Regions from separate parts of the Mus musculus genome. Here all the other regions are linked to region 6. Evidence: chromatin loops called from intact Hi-C (ENCODE). Cell type or tissue: heart. All regions are shown on one strand. Region 1 overlaps Bicc1 (BicC family RNA binding protein 1). Region 2 overlaps Bicc1 (BicC family RNA binding protein 1). Region 3 has its middle 11 kb from the start of Gm40689. Region 4 overlaps Phyhipl (phytanoyl-CoA hydroxylase interacting protein-like). Region 5 has its middle 6.5 kb from the start of Gm40689. Region 6 has its middle 16 kb from the start of 1700113B09Rik. Region 7 has its middle 25 kb from the start of Gm33704.

Region 1 (4,000 bases), 250 kb before region 6:
GCAATTTACCTCCAACCTGTGCAAAATAAGCAAATCACACCACTGCGAAATAAAATAAGGTAATTATGAATTCTACTTGTGAATTGAGTTCTCGTTATATTCTTGGCGGCATTCTAAAGATAATAGAGTAATTTGTTTAATCCAAGCTATTGCTTTGTGAACTTTTTTTTTTTTTAACAGAGAAAACCAATGCAGAAAGCAACAATAGTAACTTGCCCTAGAAAAGTAGATTTTACAGGACTCAGACCTGGCCCTATAGTGCAATGTCTTCCAACTCTGTCCACAATTTAAACTGTGATGACGTATTACAGAAAACATCCTCATGGGCCAATGTTCACAGAACAACAAAGTCCACTTGGGAATATTTCATATTTACCCAGAGTTCATTTTGAGTGACTAATACACAGCGTGATTTCTTTATTGACCACGATTGTAACTAGGGAAGTGTCCAGTCACTCAAGAGGGATTACTGATCGCCTTCACTGCACCAAGGTCTGGGGAATGTGTTGGTAAAGACGATTCCCGCACACACAGGCCTGAGTGATGCACAAGGAGGCCTAACAACATTTCACAAAGACTTTTACATGTTATACTAATCATCGTATGACAGAGCGTGGGATACAAGACATAAGGATTGGAGAGCCGGCTAGGGGAGAGGCCCATCAGGCTCACTAAGAGGAATTGGAGTGAGGGCCAGACACAGCCAAACTCTTCCAGCAAAGGGAGGGTCCTGCACAAGTCTTCAGGTCAAGGTGTGTTGCCCTGCTGTTAAGGTCTGAGTCTGTTGTTAACAGACAGCCCTGAAAAGGCAAAAGGGCAGACTCTTTGTCAGCTGGGCATCTTCTCCTCTGAGGACTCTGGATCCCACCTGAGGAAGGTCATGTGATCCTGCACCTGAGATTCCTGGGATGCCTCCCATGCTAATGAGGCCTCTCAGCAGCCTTCAGCCAATGACCTCCCCCCAACACCCAGATATTCTCACCCCCTCCCTCACAACTAGATAACCATTGATTGGTTCACCCCAAAAGTTTATGTGTATAAGCCCATCCTGAATAAAGGTATATGCCCAAGATAAGATCGTCTCAGAGAGCTGTTTCATTGCCGATCATCATCAGAGAAGGCCTTCTCACTCTCTCCCCACCCCCAAGGCACTCGCTTCAGGTGGACTGAGATCCTGTGCGATCTGGACTCTGCTTCATTCTTCCAGCCCGGTGTGTAGTGGCAGGCATCTGGACACCCCAAGCGGGAGAAATCAAGGACATGGAACCACGAGGATGTGTTTCCATTTCTCTTTCACTGGGTTCCTAGAATTTAGTAGTCTGGGAGTTCTGACACCTTACTGTCCAGCCTGGTGCAGATGAAGACCATCCTGGGGTAAGTGGAGAGTCCTTTGCCCATTTGTATTAGTGACAAAGTCAAGAAACGGATATGATCATCAATAGGTCATGACCATGGTCTATGAATTCCCTGAGTCCTTTCTGTCCAGTACAGGATAGAGATCCGTAAATATCCAGGTACCATCCACAACCATTGAGCCTTTTGTTCTTCCAAAGCAGGAATTACCCAGTTGCCACTGAGTAGGGATTATACCTGGACTACATACGTCGGGATGTCTCCACTGCCAGCATACCCCACAGGTCAAGGTCAATTCTATGCTGAACACATCACATATTTTGAGGTGCAACCAGTCAATCCAGGGGAGAGCCCAGGGAAGGAAGGAAAGGAGACTACTCAGCTCCTCTGAGCAGTACATGACACCACAGCTGACAACACCCTGCAGCTTTGGAATGTGGAATATGGGCTGAACCCCCACTTAATCACCCCTCTACTGGCACCCTGCCCTTCTCTGCCATGTCCCCCCTGCTACTCCTGACTGAGGCTCTCCTTATCCCATTATCTTTTTAGCCCTGTCTCTGACATTTGCAATGACTTTAAGATTGCTCGGAACTTTCCAAAACTGTTTTTCATAGGCTCTAAGTTTAGGGAACCCAAAAGCAAGGCACACGGATGCCCACCCACCACAGTCTATGAACCCGTTTTTATCTGGTTTGACAGAAGTGACAAATGATTCTGAAGAATATAGATCAATATTATTTACACACACACACACACACACACACACACATACCATGTGCAAGGTATGTTAACTTGTAAACCCATTACTTCCCAGGCTGGATAAACACTAAAATTCTTATACACCTGCACCTGTAGAGGTGCAGGCATGCTTAGTTTAAAGATAACCAAATTATCGTAACTTTTTCTTTCCAACAACAGAACAATAAGCAAAAGGAAAAAAAAAAAAAAAAAAAAAGAACAAAAAACAAAACCACCTCAACAGCAAATTTAGAAGTGAATGAGCACCACCTAGTGGTCAGAAAGTGAATTATTCAATGAAGCTGGGACTGCAATGTCTTCAACCCCTAACCCCAACCCTCAGATTCAGCTCTTGTTAGAAAGTGGCTCTTTGATTTGCCAAGCTTAATAGAAACCGAGAAAAACAAATACTACCACATTGGATCAAAGGGATGAGATGGCTAGGGACATGCTCGCTATCTCCCCCCTACTCTCTGGGTCCGCTCTTGCCTTTACGTAGAAGACATGTGCATGCTGCCTGCTGCCTGCTTCTAGTCTGAACGGAACCTCAATTCATTACTTGCCATGCCTGAGAGCCAGTGCCTGGTGAAGATTTCAGTTTAAGATTGTGTAAAATCACAGGGGATAAACGTTGTGTTCCAATTCACCCTAGAAACACTTGACCGTGAGTTGTAGTATTGACCCCACTGATAAGCACAAAATGAATTAGGCATCAGCCAGAAAGCATCAAAAGACAGAGAGCTGCAAGTCTGTCCAATGGCACTATGGGTACAGACTAGGGATGTTATAAACCAAGCTATTCACCCACACCCACAGTGGTACTGAGCAGACTAGCAGCACTCTATTGTCGAAAATGTCTATATGAAGGAGACTCTAGGCTCAGGTTCCTTCATTTCCGAGGTAACCATGAGCACTGGGCATTTCCAACAAAATTCTAACTTTCAGCAAGTCTGATCCTAGTATCAGAGGCGTGCGAGAGTGTTGGTTTTCGGATTCAGACCACACCCATCTGCTCCTGTCTTTTAGGCGTATCACCTCCCATGGAAGAGAGGAGACTGGATAGCAACCACTCTCACTGAGAAGTTCAGCTATGCTGGTATGTACACACCACAGAAGGAACAAAGGAAAATGGGCCCTGCTCTGCGGAGCTCGATACCTTTCACAGGAGTGTTCTCCTGGCTTTCATCTGTGAGTTCATAGACACCCTTGATGGTTCCAAAAACACGTTTTTGGTAAACATTTTAGAGTCGAGACGCTTCCTGAACCTAACCTTCAGCTTTGTCGAGCTTTTGGGAAGATGGTCTGGCATTGCAGGATTTTCCCTGTCCGATTACATTAGTGCAGAGGAGGTCTGTGATTGGACAGGGAAAAGGGAGGCGGAGCTAAGGGTAGCCACTAACAAGCTCTGTGGGAAAGTCACAGAGAGACTCTGGAGGACAGTGCGGGAGGAGTAGTAATGGAAAAGAAGGGAGAGGTGAGAGTGGTAGGAAGAAGCAGAGAGAAGGGGAGAGGAAGGTAGGGCGGGAGAGAAGAGAGAAAATGGGAGGGAAGGAAGGAAAGAAAGAGGGAGGGGAGGAGGGGGAGGGAGGGAGGGAGGGGGAGGGAGGAAAGAAGGAAGAGAGAGGAAGGGAAGGAAGGAGAGAAGGAGGGAAGGAAGGAGGGAGAGGGAGGGAGAAAGGAAGGGAAGAGGGGAAGGGAGGGAAAGAGGAAGAGGAGAGAGGGAGGAAGGGAGAGAGGGAGGGAGAGAAGGAAAGGGGGAACAGAGAAAGGAGGAGAATAAATACAGAAAATGTGGCACTATGCTTGAATATTCGAGGTCCCTATTGACTCCTGATTTTTGTTGTTGTTGTTGCTACTGCTGCTGCTGCTGCTGTTTTAATGCTTGCTACACAGCTGGTGGAACTGT
Region 2 (4,000 bases), 160 kb before region 6:
CCTGAGATAGAAAGCTATCTAGAAGCAAGAAAGGCTGATGACACAGAAAACCAAGCAGAGCACACCCTAGCTGGCAAAATAAATGGCTAACAGGAGGTGTCTCCACACACACAAGTCTCAGGCAGACAATGAGAAAGAGAACTTCAAGGGGCACACAGACCCCCATGGCGAAGGTTTCTCCCTTCTCCGTCCTTTATTGACACCATCTACTTTTCCTGTATTCACTTCCCCCTGATGACTCTAAACACTAAAAGGAGGAGTCTGTCCAAACAGAAAAATTAACACACGAAAAGAAATGTTTTCCCATTGCCTTTGAAACCAGCATATAAATCCTTAAAACAGACTGAGGTATTTGATTTAAAAACAAACCCAAGAACCAGGCACGATAGCACATGCCTTTAATCCCAGCAGCCTAGTGACAAAGATGGGTAAGATCCAAGTTCAAAGCCAGCCTGGTCTATAGAGCAAGTTCCAGGACAGCCAGGTCTACAAGCAAACCAACCCAGGAGTGTACCACCCAAGCTCAGCACCACATGTCACACGTCACTTGTATGGGAATCCCCACCCCACCTCCACCCCTACCCCCTACTGCTTCTGTCACGCTTGCTGGGAAGTTCCATTCGGGAAACATGCCTAGCTTGTGTGCTGTTCTCCATCAGAATGTTCCAGACACACGAGACTAAATAAAAAGAGTGAGGGATGCTAAGATCATACAGAGCTAATCTATCTTTGCTGCTCTTGTCCTAGCCTCGTGTCTATGGTGACGACCCTGATAAGGAACATCAGCTGTGAAACCCTACAGGCCCTTCGCACTAGGAGCTTCGAGAGTCGTTCCTCAGGAGGAAACAGGAAAGAGAAAATTCTGAGGCTGTACTGTGGAGAATCTCAACCCAGATGAAGGGTATGCCTGGGGCTGCGTAGATGGCCTTTAGATCAGAGCGGAAAGAGGGGCAGAGGGAGGGAGGGAGGAAGGGAGGGAGGCAAAAGAAAAGGGCTATGCACATCTATAACCCAGCACTGTGGGGTAGCACAAACTAGAAGGTAAGGGGCTTTCTGGCTGTCAGGCTAGCTCCAGGTCCTGGTTGGGGATAAGTTTACAAAAGATAGAGCCCAACATGCCCAAGGACTCCCTCCAGCCTCCACACCTGAGCAATGAGTTCACCAGCTCGTGCATGCAGAGAGTAGTAGGCCTGCCCGCCTCTTACAGATCAGGGTGACCTTCTCTGTCACACTCTTGTTGCCTCCTGGAGAGAGTGGGCAGCAGATTCTGTCTATCAGCAAGCTGCGCTCTGCGGGACTAACACATTTAAGGTGCTGTCTTTTAAACAGCCAGCCTTCAGGAATAGTGTGTATTTGTTAATAAATGGCGTGGTGCCATCCTCAAGAGAAGTTGCTCTGGTGGCAGTGAAGCCAAAACAGACAGACCCACAGACAGTCAAAGTCTACAACGGGCAGACTTGTAGATACACCATTCTTACATCTAATCGCTAGTCCAGAAAAAAAAAAAAAAAAAAAAAAAACCCTGTGTTACTCCAGTATCTCAAGCATTGCTCTGAATTAATGGAGAAAGCTCACTGCAGTAAACACTGTCTGCACAGGGGTGTCTAACGACTTCTTCCCCTTGCCAGGCAAGAGAGGAAGACAGACTGAGGGAATGCTCAGCAGGACAGGCCACTGATCCCTGGAGGGCAGCACACGGGAACAGAGCCAGTGCTGACTCAGAGACAGGTTTACTCTAGACAGTTTCTCGTCACCTTTGAGAGGGCCAAGGGAACCGGCCCGAAATCCTGAACAATGACAGTATGCCCTTCCTTTAAAGTCAGTCAGCTGGTCCCCTGGGGGAACTAACCTCAACTTCACAACTGCCTCAGAATGCCCACCGGAGAGCTGGCAAAAGGCATCACGGGGTTCCAGGTTCAAACAGAAAGAGGGCACGCTGCCTTCTCAAGCCAGGGTCACAAAACCACTTGGCTTGAGAAACCTGCCAGGCAGCAGGCCAGCGATGGCCTCTGTGTTTGTTGAAGTCTGCCTAGCAACCCCTGGCAATTTCTGAAAGCACGTTCAGTCATCCTGGAAAAATAAACACCTGCCAATGGAACGGCCGAGGTTCGAAGTGTGTGCCCTTCCCTCCTGGAGAAGAAAGCTTGCTGTTAGCCTCCCGTCTGTGGACAGAGGTGCAGTGGCTGCAGCCAAGAGCATGAGGGTGGGGGTGGCAGAGAGGAGAGTGAACTTTCGGTCCAAACACCACAGTGACACTCTTCAGAATACAAACCCTAATGATACTTGGAGAATTCTCACTGTGAGGAATTGACATTTATTCTACTTAATATAATCATCTCCAGATCCATCTGTTTCCTTACGGTGCATGCTTCCTTGCACTTAAATTTAAATACACATGCTTTTGACGTGAACATAGAAGGGGCATAACGAGAGGGAAGATGAAATCTAAAGTGAGAGGGAGGAAGTGAGAGAAAGGTAATGACCTCGATATATCACAAAGAAGCAGAAGGGAAGAACTAACAAAGAGAAGCGGGAGATGGGACAGCAAAAAAGCAGCAGGGGCTGGAGGAGGGCCTGCTATACTGACATACATTTGTCCATACATACACACATATATGAAGACATCACAACCAAACCCATCTCTTTGTACATCCACTTTAAAAATTAATCTTAAAAATCGAGAGAGAAAAAAAGAGTTGACATCTAAAAATAACTGTGTGGTCTGGAGAGATGGCTCAGCAGTTAAAAGTGGAGATGGATCTCACAGAAGCCCTCAAGTTTGGTCCCCAGCACCCAGGTCAGGTGGCTCACAATGATCTGTAACTCCAGTTCAAATGGATCTGGTGCCTTCTTCTGGCCTCTGCAGGCACCTGCATTTGTGTGCACACACCCACACATAGACACCCACATACACACACAGACACATACACACACAGACACACACACACACACACACACACACACACACAAGTACAGATGATTAAAAAATGAAATCAATGTTCACAAATAATTTTTGCCTCTGGGTTAAAGCGTATGTAGAACCTTATTAATGATTTGAACATATGCTAAATGTTACAGTGGTATAAGCTGGCAATCTACACAATTGCTCTTAACTTAAATTTCTAATATTGAAAAGACACAGAAGGATTCTCAGGTTTCTAAAGTCTTTACATGCAAGACAGCTTCATTTTCTTCTTAGAAGGCTGACCTTCTGAACAACAATAACAAGTTCAATTCAATTACAGTTTCAAAGACTAACAATGTTTAAAAGTCCAAGAAAGAAAATACTGTTCTTATCTAGTTGTTTCAAGCACGCTCAGGTGGCTCTGGACGGACAACCTCCCCAGAGTCTTGAAAGGCACTGGCTGTGGAATGCCACAAACACAGCTTGCCTGGAACACACATGTCTTTAATGAAAACCAGAGGCTCCCAGGCCTGGGAGTAGGTGGGTCCATGCACTGCACTCTGACCAAGCTAATATGAGAAAGGGTAAACTGTGGGCTCCAAGAGCTAAACACACACACACACACACACACACACACTAACTCTCTTATGCAAGCTATCCTTCTTACAGAACTCTCTTACACAACTGTGGTAGATGTATAGGTTCTAGTGGCCCCATTGTCCTGTGGTCCTGGGTGGGTTGTGAGCAGTATTATGAGTTTTTATTTTTCCCTTTTAGATAAGCACAAAGCATCCGAGTACATAATGCAAAGAAACACGTCTATTACATCCTACACTTAGAACAAGACTCATGGGCAGGGGAATGTAACTCAGCTGGTACAGTGCTTGCTCAGTATGCATGAAGCCCTGGGTTTGGGTGTAATAACACAAGACCTGTAATCCCATCACTTGGAAGGCAGAAGCAAAAAAAAAAAAAAAAAAAAAATCCACAGTTCGAAGTCACCTTTGGGTACATAGCAATTTTGAGACTAGTTTAAGTTACATAAAACCCTGTCTTAGAAATATAATTAAATGGAAAAACAAAGACCCAGTAAAA
Region 3 (4,000 bases), 400 kb before region 6:
GAGGGCAGAGCAGTCCTGAGAAGCGCTGAACCTTCTCAATGACTTCTTCTATAAAACACAGAGTAAGTTGATGAAAGAGCAGAGTTGGGAGTCACTTATATTATATAATCAAGGGCAGCTGAAGGGAGAGGTAAGGCATACGGCATTTAAAAAGGGGGAGGGGGTGCTGGCAAGATGACTCAGCGGGTAAGAGCACCAACTGCTCTTTCGAAGGTCCTGAGTTCAAATCCCAGCAACCACATGGTGGCTTACAACCACCCTAATGAGATCTGATGCCCTCTTCTGGTGCATCTGAAGACAGCCACAGTGTATTTATTTATAATAATAAATAAATCTTTGGGCCAGAGCAAGCAGGGACTGAGTGAACTAGGTCTACCAGAGTGCACAGAGCCGACTGGAGCAAGCAAAGGTCCTAAATTCAATTCCCAACAACCACATAAAGACTCACAACCATTTGTACAGCTACGGTGTACTCATATACATAAAATAAATAAATAAATCTTTAAAAAATAAAAATTAAACTTTTGCTAAAGTAGAATTACATCTCTCCCCAATTCTTCCCTCCCCAGCTCCTCCCATTCCCTTCTCCAAGCGATAACCTTTTTATTTGATTATTATTGTTATATACATATAGGTATATGAGCAGAAATTTATAAATACAATCTGCTGAGTCCCTTTTTGTTGTTCATGTATACATGGTTTCAGGGATAACTATTTTGTGTTAGACAACCAATAAGGGGGTTCATCCCTGAGAAGGCTTATTCTCCCTCTCCCGGAAGGCAGAGCTGTCTGTAGTTCTTTGTCTATGGATAGGACCCCACAAAAACTTCCCCCCTTCTGACTTAGTATGTCTGTTGATGTTATCATTCTCCCACTGTTTTTGACACAGCCATGTCTAGGAGAGGCTGTCTCACAGCAGACTTCCTGGTATTCAGGCTCTTACAGTCTTTCTGACTCTTCTCTTACAATGGTTCCTGAACCCTAAGTGCAGGAGCTGTGATGTAGATCTGTCTGTCAGGGCTGGGTGCCCCACCACCTGTTGATCTGTGCATTGTGTCCAGTTTGGGTTTGTTTTGTGTGTGTGTGTGTGATCGTCTCCAACTTCAGTAGAGAGATGCTTCTTTGGTGAGGGGTGGTAGCTGTATTTAACTGTGGGTAAAAAGGATAAGATTTACCATGTGGTTTGGAATTATGGAGTATAGTTTTATGTGCACTTAACTTAAAATCAAGTGTGAAGAAAAGGATGGTAATAGCTCTATCCTTAGAGAGTGGTCTAGGAAGTCTGCCTCTTTATGTCAACACACATCTTCGGATAAATAGTGAAGAGGAGAAAAGTGGACCTTTAATAACTGTGGAAAAGGTTGAATTACTTAGGGTCAACACTGGAATTGCCGATAACAGCCAGTCCTCAATCAGTGTCTTGACCAGGAGCTGCAGAGAAGGAAACTAGCTTCATCCCATCAGTAGCTGGCCTAGGAAGCAAGATCCGGACTTCACCACCATGCATTGCGAAGTCGGGACCTTGCTTCCTACCTGATAGGGTGTGAGTCTTTATCCGAGTAATCACTGACCATGGTAGGCAAGATAATGAATGTAGAAATAAATATTTAATTAGTAAATCTCTTCAGCATGGTTTGTTACTCATGTCAGTGGTTTAGTTACTCATGTTAGTGGTTCCCGAATGAAAGACACACATACAGTCTTTATATTTTAATATATATTAAACATTACAATAACTGAACCACTGCCTAACCTCCATGCTGTTAATGTCAAGTTATTACTTACTGATTCAATGTTCCATCTTGGCTGCTCCCAACCCATTTGCACAGCCCTCTGGGCCTTGCTTCCTTAGCCCAGAGCCCAGGGCGCTCTCCCTGCTTCTCTACCACATTGCAGGCTCTGTGTCTCTCCTCTGTCCACACTCTCCACCAAGCATGGCAGATCTTCCTCTCCTCTCTCCTCCCAGTCCCAAGTCCGAGAATCCTACAATTCCACCTCTGACCGTCCTCCCCAGCTATTGGCTCTTGGCATCTTTATTTACCAATCAGAACCAATTGGGGCAGGTTCCCAGAAGCTACTTGCAGATCTCTCAAGTAAACAGTGTTTTGGGGAACATAAATAATATTAGAATACAAGCAGCGACGACTGACTCTATGAAGACAACCCACACCTAGCTTTCAGCATCTTTAAGACAACAGGACTTACCAAATGTAAGTAAGGGTGTAGACTTCAAGCTATGCTTATCTTGAATTACCCAGGTAGGCCCAACTGTGACGACATATATCATTCAATGTAGAGAGCCTTTTTCTGGTTTTGGTCAGACAAGAGATGCGCAGAACAAGTGTGTTATAGAGATGCTATAGTGCTGGCTTTAAAGACAGGTAGGGGGTTCTGTTAGTCAAGGAATATGGGTGCTGTGGACTCCCAAAGGCTAGAAAACACACACACACACAAAACATTCTTTCTACTGGCCCATGGGGTACAATTAATATTCTATAATAAGAGGTTTTACTGTCAGAAAAAAAATTAAGGACATATTGGACCAAGCAAAGCAAAATCAAGCAGATTTATTTGTTATAAGATCTATGTGTTTGGGTTTTCTCCCATGACCTATGATTCAGAGGTAAGAGTTAATCTTGTAAGATCTTGCTATTCAGGCTGGAAATTTCTCTAAACATTGCCACAAATCACATCATACCTGAAGTATAATAGGTTTTGGATAGACATTTGACTCCTTAGTGAGCACTGGAATTTTCATGATGACTGACTGAAGTCCACCAAGTTTCTTCAACAGGAAAAGCAAATGGGCTCTCTGAACCCTGTTTTCTCCCAAGTCAGCAAACTCCTCAGGTCAGCAAAACGTTTGCAGGTGGCGGACCAACTTCTTCTACCCAGAGCTCAGTGCCAAACCTCTGAAGAGAGGCTGAGTCCTTCCTTGTGCATAACTTACTCCATACTTCTGACATTTCTAACTGGCTGACTGTTTTCCTCTTGGAAAGAGAGAAAATTTTAAATAGAAGGAATTTGAGGAGACTCTAGTTAGAAACCCTGAAGCCACTCAAAAGATTCAAGCTTGACATTGGATAAGAGCAATTGTCTTCCACAAGAACCCTAGACAGAAACACAAGAGAAGGCTGGCTGAGGTCAATTGACCACAGGGAGCTCTAAGGAGCATCTAAGGTCTTTGGCTCTCCTCTCCTTACTTCTCGGACTTTGAAACTATTTATTTGAACCTAGTCCCTGTTGTATAACTATTGGACCATTCCAATTTTTTCAGAAGAAGATTATCAATGAAATCAGTGAAGTGACAAGCTATCTAACACCTTCTTTCACCATGGCTGCCTCTTTAACTGCATTGATTGGCTGGTGTGTCTTGTTTTTTGTTTTGTTTTGTTCTGTTTTGTTTTGTGTGTGTGTGCATTCATGTGTGTACCATACATGTTCAAGTATCTGCAGAGATTAGAAGGTGCATTGAAATCCCTAGGGATGGAGTTACAGGTAGTTGTGAGCCCCACCAGTATGGGTAATAGGAACCAAACTCAGATTTTCTGGAAGAGCACTATGTGCTCTTAACTGCTGAGTCACCTCTTCAGCCCTTCACCTTCTTTTTAATACAACTTAAGGGATACAAGGATTTTCTTCCCTCAACATTTCTCCCATTTTCTGAGTGTATTTCTTTAATAAGAGCTATACTTTTCAAAGTGACCACTGAAATCCTTCATCAAATCTTTCAAACCAACTCTGGCTTAGAATTGCTTGTGCTCTGTGTTCCTGCTGGTGTCAGCTTGACGGAATCCAGAACCACCTGGTGAGGTGCCTCTGGGCTTGCTTGCAGGGAATTATCTCTACTGTATGAGTGACGTAGACAGAACTATCTCTATTGTGGGTAGGGTGGGATCATTTCTCAAGGAATGGGTAAGTCCTAAGCTGTATAAAATGGAGAATGTGGGTTGACCAGTTGGCGGTTGTCACCTTTGCCTCTTGGTATGCAGATGCACTA
Region 4 (4,000 bases), 650 kb before region 6:
GAATGCACAAAGAAAGCCTGTAAGATTTAGGATGTAGTTAATCAAATATTCATGTCCCAGCAGTTTTAGGGTGAACAGAACAGGATTAAAATTTTTTTTAAAGAAGTAGACTTTTTTGAGATGAGGTCTCACTTTGAAGCTCCAGGTGGTTTCAAACTCAGAATTTCCCAACTCAGTGTCCCAAGGGCTGGGATGTGATACCACACCTGGCCAAAGACAAAATTTCTATTGCCCTGGTTATTATTATACAATGTATATCAATTATCACAACATAAAGATGTTCATTATACACTACTGGTCACAGAAGACCAAGCATGGCTCAAGGATTATACCTTCACACTACAGAGGACAGAAAAAGCAAGAAACCTGTTAGTGTGTGTATTTTCAAAGGCAATTTGGAAAACCATACTTGTTTACTAATGTGAAAAGAGGAGCCTAACCCTAGCAGCTCAATCCTGGAAGGAATCCCAACATATTTTCAAATTAAGCGAAAGGGAGTAGAGGAGAGACACAATAGACAGGTTCTCATGCTCCATATCTGTTTCTGCCTTGAGAGCCTATACAGTTGTATTTGTTATTTGAAAAGGAAGAAATTTTGTCACCCACTTAGACCAGATAGAAGTGTTTGCTCCATATGTTTTGGCCATTTTAAGTCCAGACACAGGCCTGCTTGTCAGGTTACCTCTCATTGTTTGTTTGACAGCACCAACATTTTTCCCAAACACATTGTCTACCTCTCTTGCCTTCGGTGTGGCCCAGGCCTCTATTATTCCGTGCCTTGACTCTCCCCTCACTGTGAACTCCTACAGTGTTAAGCAGCAGCTGATCTAGGGTAGAGACAAGGTAAGCCTTGGCTGTCTTCCTGACCTCCTCATGGGTCAGGATGTGGTTCCATCAAGGCTGGGTTCTGCCCACTGCTGCTGCTGTTGGCTGACTCTAGCCTCCCTGTGTTCCCAAGAAGAGTAAAACCACATCTTGATATTTGCTGGTTGCTTTAGTGTCTCATTAGCAGCTCAGCTATGCTTAAATTTGAGTGGAGGTCTCATTAATTAATTTGTGAATGGAGGTTCTCTGTAGAGTTGCCCCATTCTTGTTTTTCTTGATGGGTGCCTACCAGCATTTTTAAGAATGGAAAGTTCAAGCTAGTATTCTAATAAGGATTTTTTTTTTTTTTTATCATTACTATCACTAGGCTTCTCAGAGTCTGTGAGACAATGAGGTAGGCTGGGGACCTGCCACCATCATTAGAAAAGCAATAGGCTTCCAATTCCATCACCTGACTACTATCCAGTGGTGTTTATTAAAGAAGTAGATTAGAGGCAAGACCAGGCCACATGGAGGCCAGGCGAGAAACACACTCCAGGAGCAAAGCCTGTATCTTCTCTAACTTGCTTTCTTACCACCTGAAATATCCCTTTTTTTTTCCTTCATTTTCTTCAGTTTTCAAGATGTTCCTTGGTATAAATTTCATCAGATCCTTATACCATTTGGGGGTCTCTCAGCTAAAACTCATAGGCATATGCTATTTGCTAAATTTGGAAATATTCCAGCTCTGTGAGTCTCAGCCCCACCCTCCTGTTCTTTCTGGGTCTCTGACAACCAGGCAGAAAAAGGAGAAAGAAAATGTATTCAGATAGAGAAGCCCCTAGCCTCACTAGTGAACGTGAACAAGGTCGGATGCAGGAGGCATTTTCACTGAAGGTGTGCTCATGTTTTAGTCTTTTTTTTAGAAGAGAAGACAATTAGTTCAGCCCTTATGGACTGAAACAGGATTTATCCACAACTTCTTCAGTTATAATGACGTATAAAGATTACCGGGTAATTGTAAGATTTCTTCATCAAGCATTCTGAAGATAACATTCTAAAGGGATTCTAATCAAGGAAATGTACCCTGACAAACACTTTCCTAATTAAAATGCAAATCAAGATCCACGGAAGTAAATACCCTTACTAAAGTTCACTGCGTAGAAAAGGGAGTAGTTTTGTTGTTATTTGTGGTCTTGGGGCTTGAACCTAGACTACTGCATGCCTGGCAAGCATTCTCCTAGAGCCCCACCTCCAGCAGAGAGAGAGGGGGCTTTATTTATTTTTAAATAAAGCTTTTCAAAATGATGAGGAATTCTACCTATGCCTTAGTTAACGGTGTTTGTATTTAATGCTTCAAGATACAAGTTACATGGGTTTTACTGCTATTATTTTTGAAATTAAATCAAAAGTAAGTTTTGTTGTTGATACAAACATTTTTCATGCGGGTAAACTGGATTTAAATCATGTAATGTGTACAATTACTTCATCCATTTCCAGGTGCTCAGAGTTTGACTGGTTTGAATTTTTGGAAACATTTATGAGAACAAATTAAGCAAATATTCTATGCCAGGAAAGCCTCTTCCCACAGAAGAGTCAGAAAATCCTAGAGAAATACTGACCCCCAGTGGCCGCACTGGGCAGTGATTGGCAGCAACCCAGCAACCTGAATATACAGCAAAGCTGTGTTCTTTTGATGTGTTTCTTAACAGAGGCAGTAGCAATCGTGGAAAGTTTTTGGTCTCCACATTTTATATTTAAAAACATAAAAACTGTTTGGGCTGAATTTACCAGCCATTCTCAATTAATGACTGACAAGCATAATAATTTGTCATTCAGTTTAAATTAGGTGAATGGCATCCACTCAAAATTATATAGACTCCTGGCCACTTAGAACAACAGACTGAAATCTGTACTTATAAGCTATTCAGACAAAAAGCAGATGCGTTTGCTATCATCAAAATACAATACAAACACAGGGCACAACAAAGTACTTTGTTTTTTGTTCAAACATCCCCTCAGGCTCATGCATTTGAACACTTGCAGGTCTCCCTCCAGCTGGTGGCTCTGTTTGAATAAGGGCTACAACCTCAGCAGGTGGTACCTTGCTGGGGGAAGGAGTCCCTGGGGTGGGCCCTTAGGGTTTAGCCTAGCACGGCAGGCCACAGTCTCCCAGGATGTCTGGCAGTCTCAGTAGCCTGCTACCATGCTATCTTATACCTGCTACCATGTCTTCCTGGACAGACTCTGCCCCCAAAGCAGCTACAAGGCAAAAATGTTCTTCCCATAGTGTGCTTCTCAGGACCTCAGTGGTGAAAAGTGACGGAGGTCTTCTAATTCTACAACATATATGCCGAACACACTTCTTCCACTATGATTCCTTGCATTTCTACAGCTTGGAGCTCATGACTGATTTAAGAGAAATTAGAAAAGTATGCAAAAATTTAAAAATCTATCAAAACTTCCTGATTTTTTTCATACATAGTCATGTAAAGACAAAACTCCTTTATAACTCTAAAGGCATTAGGTTCTTATTCATTTTGACTGATTTCCTTTTGATCCGGGTCCCTTGGCGGCACCCTAAACTGAGCTTGAATTCATGGTGACCCTCCTGCCTCATCCTCTCAAGAGCTATTAATATAAGATTGAGGTGCCACATGCAGGCTAAGGCTTCAAAAGAAAACATTGTGTGGATTGTGTGCAGAAGTTCAGAATCACTGTAGTGTGTCATTTTCAAAGGCTTTGTCTCCCAGGGCTGGAGAGATGGCTCAGCAGATTACAACATTTGCAGCAATTCCAGAGAATCCAGTTTTGGATTCTCAGCTCACGTGTTGACTCCCGCCCATCGGTAACTCCAGTTCCAGGCGACCCAACGCCCTTCTCTGGGCTCTACAAGAATGTGCTCTTCAGACATATATGAAACCAAGATACCTGAACGCATAGATACTGGTGACTCTTACCTCACATAGTCAAAATACTCTTTGTGCTGGTTCCGATAGAAAACAGAGAACTTAAGCATGCGTCCTGCAATCACGTCAGCCTTCTCCAGCAGCTGTGTTAGATGAACTTTGGAGTAATCTGAAAAATTTAAAAGTGTCATATTAAGCAATACAGTACCAGAAGTGTCAGCCACAGAATTGATAAATCAGAGATTATTAAAATACATCTTTACGGGATTCAACTTTGTAAAATAGGA
Region 5 (4,000 bases), 390 kb before region 6:
TTCTCCTTATCACAGAGGTTGTACTAGAAATCATGCAATGCTTTTGTGTGTGTGTGTGTGTGTGTGTGTGTGTGTATTAGTGTGTGCTTTACATATTGTATTACCTCACTATGAAGTACCTCCTTATTTGTGCCTTCAAAATCACTTTTCTTTTACAACAGTTAGGTCAGCTATCTTTGGATTATACTTGCATTAATGCATCTTTTTCCATATAGTTTCTGGTTCTCTGGTTTTTGTAAGAAACACATCACAGGGTCCTGATTTTTTTTCTGTATATATCATAATAATTTGTTGTTTTAGTTGGACCACTGAATTCATGTATGCCTTGTGTCATTACTGAAACATTTTGTGTTCAATATAACCTCAGATGATCTATGTGTTGTATTTTTATCTTTTAATTCTTCTGACTCCATTTTCTTCTGTTTACATTTCTCTTCTTTTGGAGACAGGACCTCACAGAGCCCAAGCTGACCACTAATTGCTATGTTGCTTCACCATGGACTCCTGATCATCCTTTGTCTACTCCCCCCCGTGCGCCCCCCCCCCCCCCCCGTGCTGGGCTTACAGGTATCACATCCACTTAATGCAGTGCTGGGGACTCCACCCAGACCCAATGCTCAATTGATCAGGCATCACTCTACCAACCAGCCAAGTCCTCAGTGGCCACATCCCCAGGGGCGGGCCCATGTTTTAAGTTGCCTGTACACTTTCTCCCTTAATAGAGGTGAGTGCTCTTCTCAGGTGTTTTGAGATGAATCACTCTTCACTGGTTCTCAGACAGTGCTGCCTGCCCTGTTATGAGCTCCTGGATCATCACTTCTTCCATGTTTGCAAACAACACAAGGTTTTATAATGTTACCTAGTGGGATTCCCCCAGCTATGCCCACTGGAAGTTTTGTCTTGTCTTGTCTTGTCTTGTCTTGTCTTGTCTTGTCTTGTCTTGTCTTCTCTTCTCTTCTCTTCTCTTCTCTTTCCTTTTCTATTTTTTCCTCTTCTTTCCTTTTTCTTTTTTCCTTCCTTCCTTCCTTCCTTCCTTCCTTCCTTCCTTCCTCTCTCTCTCTCTCTCTCTCTCTCTCTCTCTCTCTCTCTCTCTCTCTCCCTCTCTCCTTTTTTATTGTTTTATTTCCATCTGGGGTCATTTACTTGCACCCTTTTTTTCACAACACATTCTTTCAGGCCTCCTTTTGGCAGAGAGCTTCAGCAAATGAGTTCTCCCACTTGTGTTTGTCTCATCCTATCACTTATGTTGCTTCATGGGTCTGTCTGTATATCTGTCTCTCTGTATGTGTCTGTATCTGTGTGTGTGTGTATGTGTCTATGTCTGTGTCTATTTTTAGAGGTGTGCATGTACATGTGTGTATATCTCTGTGGAGGCCAGAGGTAAGGGCCTTTCTCAATTGCTTTCCACCCTGCTTTTTGAGATCGAGACTCTGATTGAATCAGGAGCTCACCACTTTGCCTAGATTGGATGGTCAGTAAGCTCACGTGACGCACCTGTCTCTGTCCCCACAGCACTGGGGCTATAGACACACGCTGCTCCACTCAGCTTCCTCAAGAGCACTAGGTCTCAAACTTAGGCCCTCGTGCTTGTTTGACAAGCGCTTTGCCTAACAAGCCAACTCTCTGTCTTTCTGTATATTCTGAAGTCATCTTCTTCCAGCACTTCAGAGATATTAATCATTCTTTTGAATTTTAGCACTTGGCATTTTGGTTGGAAAGTCAGCCATCAATCTTTGTTTTGAAGGAGAGTGTCTTTGATATGGAAATGTTAAATAGTTGCCACACACACACCCCACGCCCCCAGTTGCTTTTTTCATTTTGAATATACTACACTTCTTGATTCTCTTGTTCCAGGAAATCTGTTTATCATGAAAGGGCCAGTTTTGGTGAACCCCCAAGACTTACAGCCAAGCTGGACAGAGCATGAGCAGTCAGGCAGTTCCTTGATGCCTGCTTCTAAAGTGAGCACCGTCTTGTGAGACTGAACCTTTGGCTGGGTCAGGGAGTTGAAGAATCAGAATCAAACACTCATTCATTTTTCCACAGGAAAATTTTCATTTGGATACTCTGGCCTTCCCTCTACCCAAAATTCACTTCTAACTCTCCCAACCAAACTCTATAGTCAGAAGATGCCAAACCGGGTAAGAGGTTGACAGTGCTGTTTCTTCCTCCGAAGCATTTTTAGGTCAAACTGTAATTGCTTCATAGCTCTATGTGTTCCCCATGGGCTCTTTCTCTCCCCGTGACATTACTCAATCATAGCTATGAATAACATTGAAGATAACAATGTTACACCCAGCTGAGTCCCAACACTGATCATCGCCACAGCGTGCCGGATTTGGAGCTTCAGGCCAATCCTATCCTGCATTTCTTCTACACTCCCTGAAGAAAACACTGAGGCAGGCCTGGTCTCTCATCCCCTGACCTAAATTAAACTGTGGAAGCAACTTTGGAAAGAGTTGGTCATCCCCAATATAGCCAAAAAGTCTTTCCCAGACAAACAGCTCCCTGGCCTGTGCTCTTGTTCAATAGCCAACTCTTGGGAAGAAGTAAGTTAGTGTTTTCATTTAACTATGGAAATGCAGCATTTTCCACAGACATATTAATGACCTCTGATGGTAGATAAAGACTATTAGGGCATTATACATAAACTCAATGTCCAATTATGAAAGACCAGTTCAAGTACAGTGTATACAAGTTGCATTATGCACACATTCAACTTAAATGTATGAAAAGTTTTCCTTGTAATGAATATGAAGAGATATTCAGAGCATTATATAAAATATACCACCAAAAATGTGACAGAGAGAGAGAGGGAGAGGGAGAGGGAGAGGGAGAGGGAGAGGGAGAGGGAGAGGGAGAGGGAGAGGGAGAGGGAGAGGGAGAGGGAGAGGGAGAGGGAGAGAGACCCACCTGGAGACACATGTATCAAAATGTTCACAATTATTATTTTCATTTTTAAGCTCACTATGTTAACATATGCTTACCTTTTTATCATGGGATACTTTTTCTTTTCGTTTTTTTTTTTTTTGAAACCACCACACAAAATGCAAATACCAAGAAGCTGTTGGCTTCAACAGCACATAAATGTGCTCATTAAATTGCTCCCCATCTGAGTGATAGCAAGCAGTCTATTCTCGTCATAATGAGCTATTTCATTTTTGCTCTAGGATGGGCATAATCTTAAATTCATCTTAATCAATTTCTCAAAATTAAGCAGCAGCAAGGCCTACTTCCCTCTGGCTTGTTACAAGTCCTATCAGCAAGTCTCTAATGAGCAATACCGTTTAACACATGCAAAGAGCAGGATGCCAGCAAAATAACAATTGAGTGGCTTGCTGGGGCTCCGAGACCTACACCTACAATAGGGCCTTGTAGAGTCACCCCTGTGTCCAAGTCAGCCAAGAGATCGTACATGACAAGCAGCAGTCTGTGCCCTGCTAGCAAGGTATGAAAGGCAGCTGTATGAAACATTTTCATTTGTATCTTTTTATCCAGGACCACAATGCTACCCCATCTTGCTTTTAGCTAAAGCAAGATGCAGCAAATGAAATTAAAAAAGGAAATGTTCTTGGTGGACTAAGCCTTTCTTGGATGGGTGCAATGGTCGATGTATCCGGTCTTCTACCAAAACAAAGGCTAAAGTTTGTGGAAGGTGCAAAAGGCAAGAAAGACAAAGAGGTGATAGTCTGGTGCGGGTGGCTCACAAATCTGTTAGCAATCAAGCATTTCCACCACCGGCAGTGAGGACCTGGGGGCACAGCTTACATCATCACCACCACCATAGTCAGACGCATCAAGTGTAGCACATAAAAGGTCTCAGCCATGCCAGATCTCCCAGCATGCTTCTCCCAGCGTCTCTGTCTGTCTCTGTCTCTCTCTTGTCCCCACCCCCAGACAACCTGTTCCTCTCCCCACTCCCCCATTAAACCCCTTACAGTAGACCCTTTGCATGGCCTGATTTCTTAGCAGCACAGCCCGCCACAGGTACCCACCCCCA
Region 6 (4,000 bases):
GGGTGGCTTTCAGATCCATCATGGCTTTCAAACTGAAGCCACGTCTTTCTAAAGAAACCCCAGTGAGTGATGAGCACTACATCGCACAAATGAGAGTGACCGGGCATTTCCCTGGATTCCACTCGGCTCCTTAAGCCACGCCCCTTTGGCCCCAGGTGAAATAGCATGCATGAGTGTGCAGTGGCGCCGGCCTTTAACCCCAGAGCTTGGGAGGCAGAGGCAGGCGGAATTCTGAATTCGAGGCCAGCCTGGTCTACAGAGTGAGTTCCAGTTACTTTCCAGTCACCTGACAAAACCTCCCTCAAGGGAGGAAGGGTTTATTCTGGCTGACAGTCTGCGGGAGCAGACTATCACTGCAGGTCTTAAAGGCGGCATCTCAAATCACTTGGTTTGTTCAACCGGTATGAAGACAGAAGTGAGTATGGATAAAAATGCTGGGCACTGTAGCCCACATCTATAACCCCAAAACTGTGGAGGCAGAGATGGGATCACCCCTGGGGCTTGTGGATCAACTAGGGTTCACCCAGGACCAGCAGGCAAAAGCAGGAGTTACTGCCTTGACAGGTGTGATTAACCTCGATCTAGAAACTCCCTCACAGACATGCCCAGAGGTTTGTTACCATGGAGATTCTAATCGCCATCAAGGTAACAAGATCAACCATCCTTTCTTTTTCCTTCGTCTTCCAACACATGCTCTTTAGGAACACCCACGATTTCCTACTTAGATGTATCTGCTTCCACCACGGTTCAACTGACACAAAAGGTCTCAGATCTAAGCCCCAGTTTGGGGGCCAGTGAGATGGGCCAGCTATAAGGGCAACTAGTGCCAAGCGTCTAACCTGAGTTTGAGCCTGGATCCCCACATGCTATACAGAGAGAGAATGCTGCAAGTTGTTACAAGTTGTCCTATGACCTACACACACACACACACACACACACACAGCCCGTACCTCTTTGTTTTTCCCACTATTCTGGCATCCAGCAAGCCCCCAGCTTTCCTCCTATCTCTGTCCCCCAGTGCTGGGCTTATAAGCACACACAGCTATTCTCAGTCGCTTCATGTGTGTGCTGAGTCCTTCTGCAAGCGTAAATTCTCTTACCCACTGAGCTATCTATGCAGCTCCAGGTTCTATATTTCTAATGCTGGTCTGAGAACCACAGCAGGGAACCCAGGCCAGCTGGGCTTCACACACAGGAAGCCCTGGGAGGTAGATGAGGATATCAGCAGCTCCCCTCAAACCTGTCTGGCTCGCTGTGGACCCCAGGCAAGCCATGCTAGACTGTGAGCAGGCTCAGCTCCTGATAACCCACTCTAGGCTGTCTCCATGTCTAAGTCGGTGCTTGTTAGAAGAGCTGGGGCTATAAGCTTGACCTTCAGCGTTGGCCCTGTCACCCACCATATCCCTGTGCCATTAGCGGGAGGGGGAGGGAGGCAGTCACTCCCTGTGGAAGCAGGGACAAGTCACAGTGGTCATGAAGGAAGTGTGGCTTCACGGTGGGACGCCCTCTGAGTCACCTAATGGGACTCAGTCAGAGACCCAGATGACAGTGCTGGATTCAGGTTATAGCTGTTGCTCACCTTCAGCCGCTGTATCACTCGGGGTCAGTGTCAGAGATAAAACCCACTTTAATTAAATAGGAAGAGACTGAAGGAATGCAGGAGACTGGCTCCAGACAAAATAGGAAGGCCAGAAAAGCGCACATGCTCGTGTGTGTGTGTGTGTGTGTGTGTGTGTGTGTGTGTGTGTGAGTGTGTGTGAGAGAGAGAGTGTGTGTGTGTGCGTGTGCATGCGCGCGCTCAGGAAGCAGAGAGAAGCGCTAGGAACTGGCCTCTGCGGTGCAGACAGCCAGCCCTGCTATAACCAAGATGGTGGAGTCAGAAAACTGTTCCTGGGACTGACAGCGGTCAGGGAGCGAGGCTGCCTTCAAAGCTGTCTCCTTCGAAGCCACACTGCTGCTACGAAAAACCCTTGCCTGCCCACACGCGGTGCCTCGTCACCCTTGAAGCCAGCAACTAAGTAGCTAGGGAAAGCATACTTCCTCCACACGTAGACCGCTGTGCCTTCCAAATGTTCCGTGGCCTGTCTGAGGAGCCACACTGCAATCACATCTGGGACCTCTGTTTCCCGACCCTTGTAAGTACTGGAGACATGTCAGGAGGCGCAGGAAGAGCTAAGGCACCAGGAACCTCAGCCAGCTCCCTGTATCTTTGGAGGAATTGGGGGTGGGGGTGGGGAGTAGGCTATTACCTGAACAGGAAAAGGTATCTCCTGGCTTAAAAACAGAGGCAACTGAGCAAGAAGAGAGATGTGTATAGCCCCAGGGACTTGAGCTGGTCATCAGCCTGAGCCCTTGGATTTGTCAAATGCTGCCTTCTGCTGCCCTCTAGTGTTTGCGGAACAAACTGCTTCTCCACCTGATACTAAGAACTCCCCCGATGCCAGGAAAAGCCTCCCAGACTAGTCGACAAAATTACAACTCATCTGATCAGTTGACATTCGGGTCACACTTGCCCCAAATGTTACTGTCTTAGCTCTCCTGCTGTAAGATATTTATCCTCTGTAATTAGAGGGGTTCATGATGTCATGGTTCTGGTGGGCTATGGCTTCCCAGGAAGCCGTACTAGAAAGCATCTGATTTGTTGCACATTTGCTTGTCTTGACAAAGCCCTGAGCCCTGCCCCCACCCCACCCGTCATCTCCACGGTTGGAGATTGGAGGGTAAGATCTGTGTTTTTTTTCAGGACTCAGCCAGTAAGAAACAAGTGGCCGTCAACAAGCAGAGTCTTGAAATGACAGACTTGTTACCAACCAACAAACTGAAGTCATTGTGTTGACAGTTTTCAATCTAGAGACTCGATGTACCAATCAGAATTGTGGAGTCTGATCTGCTGAAGTATCCTGCCTGCCTCCCTGGTTAGGTCCCCAGTGTTGCATCTGGGATTCCACAGGATGGAGGGTCTGTCTGTCTGGCCCAGTGGGTAAGACTGGGAGCTGCTACTCCTGGATTAGCCTTCCATCACCGTCTCTCTCTTTCCCTCATCATCATTTGTGTTAAACTAGAGCCTGCTTTTAGATCTTCCTATAAGGAAGACGGCCGAGAGCAGGTCTCTTTGGACAATTTGGTTCTGTCCACAGTAGGGCAGAGGTCAGCAGCACATTTATCAACTCTCCCTTTGCCTACGGCCCCTTCAGCACACAATTCTCTTTAAGTCTCTACCCAGTCGGCTTCCAAATGGGTCTTCAAAACTGCCCTGAGTGTGGCTTCAGTGCCTTTTGTGAGAACTGTCTCTACCCCAACACCACGCTCTCTGAGAACCTCTAAATATTTGCAAACACTTTGACACAGTTTCAAACCACCGCAAGCTGGAGATGTCAACAGAAACCACTTCTTAAATATTCTGCTTAGCCAGCAAAGCCTTTTAGCTTCCAGGTGCCTGGGCTGTCCCCTTCCTGCCTCTCCGAAGCACCAGGCTGTTAGGAGAAAGGCATTTATTTGCAAACAAGGCCAGACAGAGATCAGAGGTCCCCTGCATGGCTTGGGGACACACACCACACTGTCATCACACACATCTGCTGTTTGCTTTCCTCCTGGGGAAGAGATGGGCTCCCCTTGAGGCAGAGATGATGAAAGGCTGCAGGGGGGTAGGGGTGAAGGCATGGGGGGACGGGACAGGGTGACAGCAAGCTTGAAGCTGCATGTGGGGTCAGGGCCTGTGTACTCAGGTCTCTTGGAGGTTGATCTGCTGATCTACTTCAAGGCTTTGGAATCGGAATCCCGGGATGTCGTCCCGCTGGGTTCTCAGGGGAAATTCTCAAGGGCTTGAGGTGGTGGCCTAGCCACAGAAGTGAGACCATAGAGGGACAAACACTTAGAAAAAGAGGCAGTCTCACGCTGTTGTTATGATGAGAACAACTGCCAGACCCCTGTGATGAGCGGGACAGAGGACAGGAGTGTGCCTCTGAGGGACAAGTCAGGGTGGCATAAACAATCATATCAT
Region 7 (4,000 bases), 900 kb before region 6:
TATAGGCTCCTGAGAGTCCTCCAAGAGTCCTGATCCGCTGTACACAGCATTTGACCTAAGATAGCTTCTGGAACACAGGGTGTGGGGGTGGGGTGGGGGTGGGGTTGGGGACAGCAAAAAGGAATGGAGACCAGGGCGATGGTTACCCTCCCCATCTTCCCGGAAGTCCCACCCCCTTGCTCCTTCTGAGTTACCTCATCAGCAGGGCTTTCATTGGAGCATGGTGACTGTATGGTGAGATTCGATTGGCTGAAGATTTAAGGGCTTGGGATTGACTCCAACACTGTATATAAGCTTATGTGCTGCGCAGTTAACTCAGATCTGCACCCTGTTGCTGGTCTCCGTAATCAGATTTCCGGGATCTGTCATGTGATTCTGTCACCTCTAGCTCCACCCCTGTCCTCAGGCCTGTTCCCACATGGTATTAATCCATCGACAATTCAAACATCTCCCAAAGATTTCCACGCTACTGCAGAGGGATTACATTTCCAGCGTTTGAATTTAGGGGAGCACCATTCTCACCCAGAAGCCTCCGCATAGCTCCCCATCCCAAATACTTCCCCGAGCCAATCTGTTCCCCAAATCAGAGAGACACTCATTTTAAACTGAGGAGGCACACGCCAATCTGAAATATCAACGGCAGAAAGCACCTTGCTGGTACTGGTGATGTCTGGGGTCAGAGTCTGGATCCTGCCGGGCCTAAGGAGGTCATAGCTATGCGGGTGGCACCTGAATGGCTGTTCTCAACACTGACAGAAGATAGGCCCAGGCCGTGACAGGGTAGGTGAGGTCACCGCTGTGGCTAGGAGTGTAAAGAAGGCTCTCCTCCCTTGTCATTGGCCTCGATTCAGGCACAAGTTACCACTTAATATCCGAATGGCTGTTGAGATGGTAATGAGGATCTTGTGGTTTTCTAAATGAAAAACCATGATGTGATGCATTTCCTCTTGAGAACATTAATCTGAAAATCAAGCCCTAGTTAATTTAAACCGAGTTAAGTACAAGGAGCAATTTTTAAAAAAAATCGCAGCAAAGGGCACTTTTCTATGGGTGCAAGCGCAGCTACAGAGCCCGTCATTTATTCCCTAGGAAACCAGGGGTGGTTGGCAAGAGGTCTGGTGCAAACGAATATTTTCAAGTGATTATAAAATAACCCAGATAGAAAGAGACAAGAGGATATTTTAATAGGAATGTTGATAATAGGCCAGACCAGAACTGCGGTTTTAAGATGATTGGAGAACTGGGGGGGGGGGGGGGATGAGAGGTGGGGGGGGGGCTCAAAGGCCGGGAAGTCTGCCCTTGTTGGTACTCTGCCTTCCTTTGTGCTCCCTGTGCCCATGGCTTAGCAACAGACTCAGTCTCCCTACCTGTCATCCTCTACTTCAAAGCCTTAGTCTCAGAGGATGGAAATTCTGTGGTTCCTCGGGGATTCCCCCAGGCTGCATTTCCTCAACCTCCATTGCTCCGAGTCTGAGCTATCCTGCATCTTGCATGATTTCCAGCACCGGGGCACTGAAATCCCATCAGCCACAACGGTAAGTCAACACATCCAGGAGGCCAAGAGGTGATGGAGAGGCACCTCGGGAAGAGTTTGGACCTTCAGGGATTCTTTCATGTCTTCTATCTGCCTTTTCAGCACCTAGTCTCAAAGTCTAAACCAGAAAAAAAATTTTGAGTCAAATTACAAAACTCTCTTTATAGTTCTTTGGTAAAAATGTCTAGGGCAGATGACTGCACTTCTCTGTCTCCTACCCCCAGACTATTCAGATCACCTCCATCTAAGCTAAAAATGACAACTCTCATTCACGTGCTTTGATCATGAGACCTGCTTTGGTGGTGGGCAGAGGGCCTTGTGGGATATTGAGGTGAAGGCAGCCACCCCCTGGTTAGCCAGCTCTATTGTATCAGACTCATCAGAGATGATGACGGCAATAGACTGCTTGATCTCTTCAGAGCCCTGCGGGTTTTGTTACCTCCTGTCACAGCTCTCTCACTTCTGGGGAACACAGAATGTAAAATTACATTTTCTGCCACTAGGGGTCAGTGTTGTGTTCCTGATTGCTGCTGTGGTCTTGTAGCAATGACCACAGTGATAAAAATCAAAGGCTTGAGCCCAGTCTGTCTGCTTCTCTCTCCATTTGGTAGCTGCAAACTCACTTGTATAGAACTTGCTGTCCAATCCGTTATCACTCTCCCTTGAACCCATTCTGAACCTTTCCTTCCTCATAAATGCATTGGGGAAGTGACAAGCACCCGCCCCTTAGAATCCACACAATGGGGACTGGGGCATTGCTGTGAAGGAGCCAGACAGTGTTTATCTCCAGTGATTTCTCCTCATCATGACCAGCAAAGCCCACTGAAACTTTATATTACAACTAATTATTTTACATAGAAGAAGATAAAAACCAGGGGTTACTCTCCTTGGCTGTACATAAGAGTCTCCTGGGAAGACCGAAGAAAATCTTGCCTCTCGGGCCTTAGCAAAAAAAAAAAAAAAAAAAAAAAAAAAAAAGAGAGAGAGAGAGCGATGAGAGGTGGGGGCTTCATATGTGAGCACTTCTTAAACTTTTTGAGTTAAAGCCAGCTTCAAACACCAGTTGAGCTGCCAGTATCAAATAAACACTTGAACTGTTGGGCTCTATATTAAAGAACGATTCTAGAAGGAAGGAAGGCTAAAGTGAGCCACCAATCAGAAGATTAGTATTCTTGTTCCTTGTTGGAGGAAGTATGTCACTGGAGGTGGTGGTCTTTGAGAGTGTAAAGGACTCGTGCCATTTTGAATTTATCATCTTCGCTTCGTGCTTGTGGTTCAAGATGTGAGCCTTCTTCAGCTTTCTGACCCCACCTCCGTGATTTCACTCTGCCATTGCAGGCTCTAACCTGATAGAACTGTAAGCCCAAATAAACTCCTTCTATACATTACCTTTGTCATAGTGTTTTGTCACAGCGATAGCGAATTAGCTAATACCCCATGGATGCAGAATGACAGAAAGGTGGAGGGTGGACTCAGCGTTTAAACAGTGGACCATAAGGTCTTCTGGTCAGGCATGGGGTGAGCCCATGCCTCTCACCTTACAATTAAATGCATCCCAGGCCCTGGGCATTGTATAGAAGATAAACAGAGCAGTCTCTGAAGTGTAGGGAGAAGAAGGTGGAACTGTAAGGGTCTAACCCTTATGTATCGTTAAAGCCATGACATTATGAATAACTCATATTGTAAAGCCTTCTAATAACCAAGACCTTATTCCTGTAAAACAAGGTTGGGAGAAGGAACCAAAATGTGCCATTACATTGAAAAAAAATGCAAACAGGGCACAAGGAAGGAAAGGCAAAATGAGCCATAAATCAGAGGATTTGTATTCTAGTTCCTTCTATTCTGGTGATCAATGTGACTTTGAACAAGGCGCATCCCAATTTAGGTGTTCTTTCCCTGTTAATGCTAAGGGACAACGGTCATGAAATAAAATGCTTACTTAACAATGGATAACTAGGGGGCTGGAGAGATGGCTCAGAGGTTAAGAGCACTGACTGCTTTTCCGAAGGTCCTGAGTTCAAATCCCAGCAACCACATGGTGGCTCACAACCATCCCTAATGAGATCTGACGCCCTCTTCTGGTATGTCGGAAGTCAGCTACAGTGTACTTATTTGTAATAATAAATAAATCTTTAAAAAATGGCTATTTATTATTAGGTTTACTTCCTTCTCACTTGGCTGAAGATAATGAGGTCCCCCTTGCCCTCCACAGGAAGGGCATTGGAAGAAGATGAATGTCAGCCAGCCTGGATTTCTTCCTCTTCCCCATGTTAAAGAGATGTCTCTCCTTTGGAGCATCAGTGTTCACTGCAAGTACTTGGTGCTAATAAAGCAGGCCACTTGAATGGAGCCAGGACCCCAGCCCCTCACCCTTCTGGCGGGGAAGTGTTGAGGTAAGCCCTTATCTTCCATCATGAGCCCGGCTTCACACGCTGAAATACAAAAGATATGAAATATAAATATGAA

Evidence for each region. A loop is a pair of places that touch in the nucleus more often than their neighbours do. Peaks named below come from ENCODE experiments on the same cell type or tissue, not always from the same donor. Only the 100,000 strongest peaks of a DNase experiment are listed, where the experiment ranks them.
Region 1: it touches region 6 in a loop (6-fold over the local background); 20 of 42 quality-filtered maps call a loop at or near these places.
Region 2: a loop joins it to region 6, with 2.8 times the contacts of the local background. A loop is called at or near these places in 2 of 42 quality-filtered maps.
Region 3: a loop joins it to region 6, with 10 times the contacts of the local background. A loop is called at or near these places in 11 of 42 quality-filtered maps.
Region 4: it touches region 6 in a loop (2.6-fold over the local background); 10 of 42 quality-filtered maps call a loop at or near these places.
Region 5: it touches region 6 in a loop (2.4-fold over the local background); 11 of 42 quality-filtered maps call a loop at or near these places.
Region 7: a loop joins it to region 6, with 5 times the contacts of the local background. A loop is called at or near these places in 22 of 42 quality-filtered maps.

Annotation. Positions count from the first base shown.
Region 1 is chr10:70,961,424-70,965,423 of GRCm38, forward strand. All of the region lies in intron 3 of Bicc1 (BicC family RNA binding protein 1), which reads right to left. Among named protein-coding and RNA genes, the nearest start is that of Gm24486, 81 kb to the left of the region's middle. In heart, a CTCF peak has its summit at 2,377 (motif pointing left); DNase peaks (open chromatin) are centred at 2,568 and 3,458.
Region 2 is chr10:71,057,029-71,061,028 of GRCm38, forward strand. The region is part of intron 2 of Bicc1 (BicC family RNA binding protein 1); the gene reads right to left. Among named protein-coding and RNA genes, the nearest start is that of Bicc1, 100 kb to the right of the region's middle. In heart, no CTCF peak of the experiment used is centred here; a DNase peak (open chromatin) is centred at 2,013; H3K27ac peaks cover 2,119 bases.
Region 3 is chr10:70,817,315-70,821,314 of GRCm38, forward strand. No RefSeq gene overlaps it. Among named protein-coding and RNA genes, the nearest start is that of Gm40689, 11 kb to the right of the region's middle. In heart, no CTCF peak of the experiment used is centred here; no DNase peak of the experiment used is centred here.
Region 4 is chr10:70,561,410-70,565,409 of GRCm38, forward strand. Phyhipl (phytanoyl-CoA hydroxylase interacting protein-like) reads right to left here. Exons shown (of 5, transcript NM_178621.4): 4 at 3,765-3,882. Among named protein-coding and RNA genes, the nearest start is that of Phyhipl, 36 kb to the right of the region's middle. In heart, a CTCF peak has its summit at 2,432 (motif pointing left); no DNase peak of the experiment used is centred here.
Region 5 is chr10:70,822,320-70,826,319 of GRCm38, forward strand. No RefSeq gene overlaps it. Among named protein-coding and RNA genes, the nearest start is that of Gm40689, 6.5 kb to the right of the region's middle. In heart, no CTCF peak of the experiment used is centred here; a DNase peak (open chromatin) is centred at 2,352.
Region 6 is chr10:71,216,058-71,220,057 of GRCm38, forward strand. No RefSeq gene overlaps it. Among named protein-coding and RNA genes, the nearest start is that of 1700113B09Rik, 16 kb to the left of the region's middle. In heart, a CTCF peak has its summit at 2,397 (motif pointing left); a DNase peak (open chromatin) is centred at 2,384; H3K27ac peaks cover 515 bases.
Region 7 is chr10:70,316,819-70,320,818 of GRCm38, forward strand. No RefSeq gene overlaps it. Among named protein-coding and RNA genes, the nearest start is that of Gm33704, 25 kb to the left of the region's middle. In heart, a CTCF peak has its summit at 2,034 (motif pointing right); no DNase peak of the experiment used is centred here.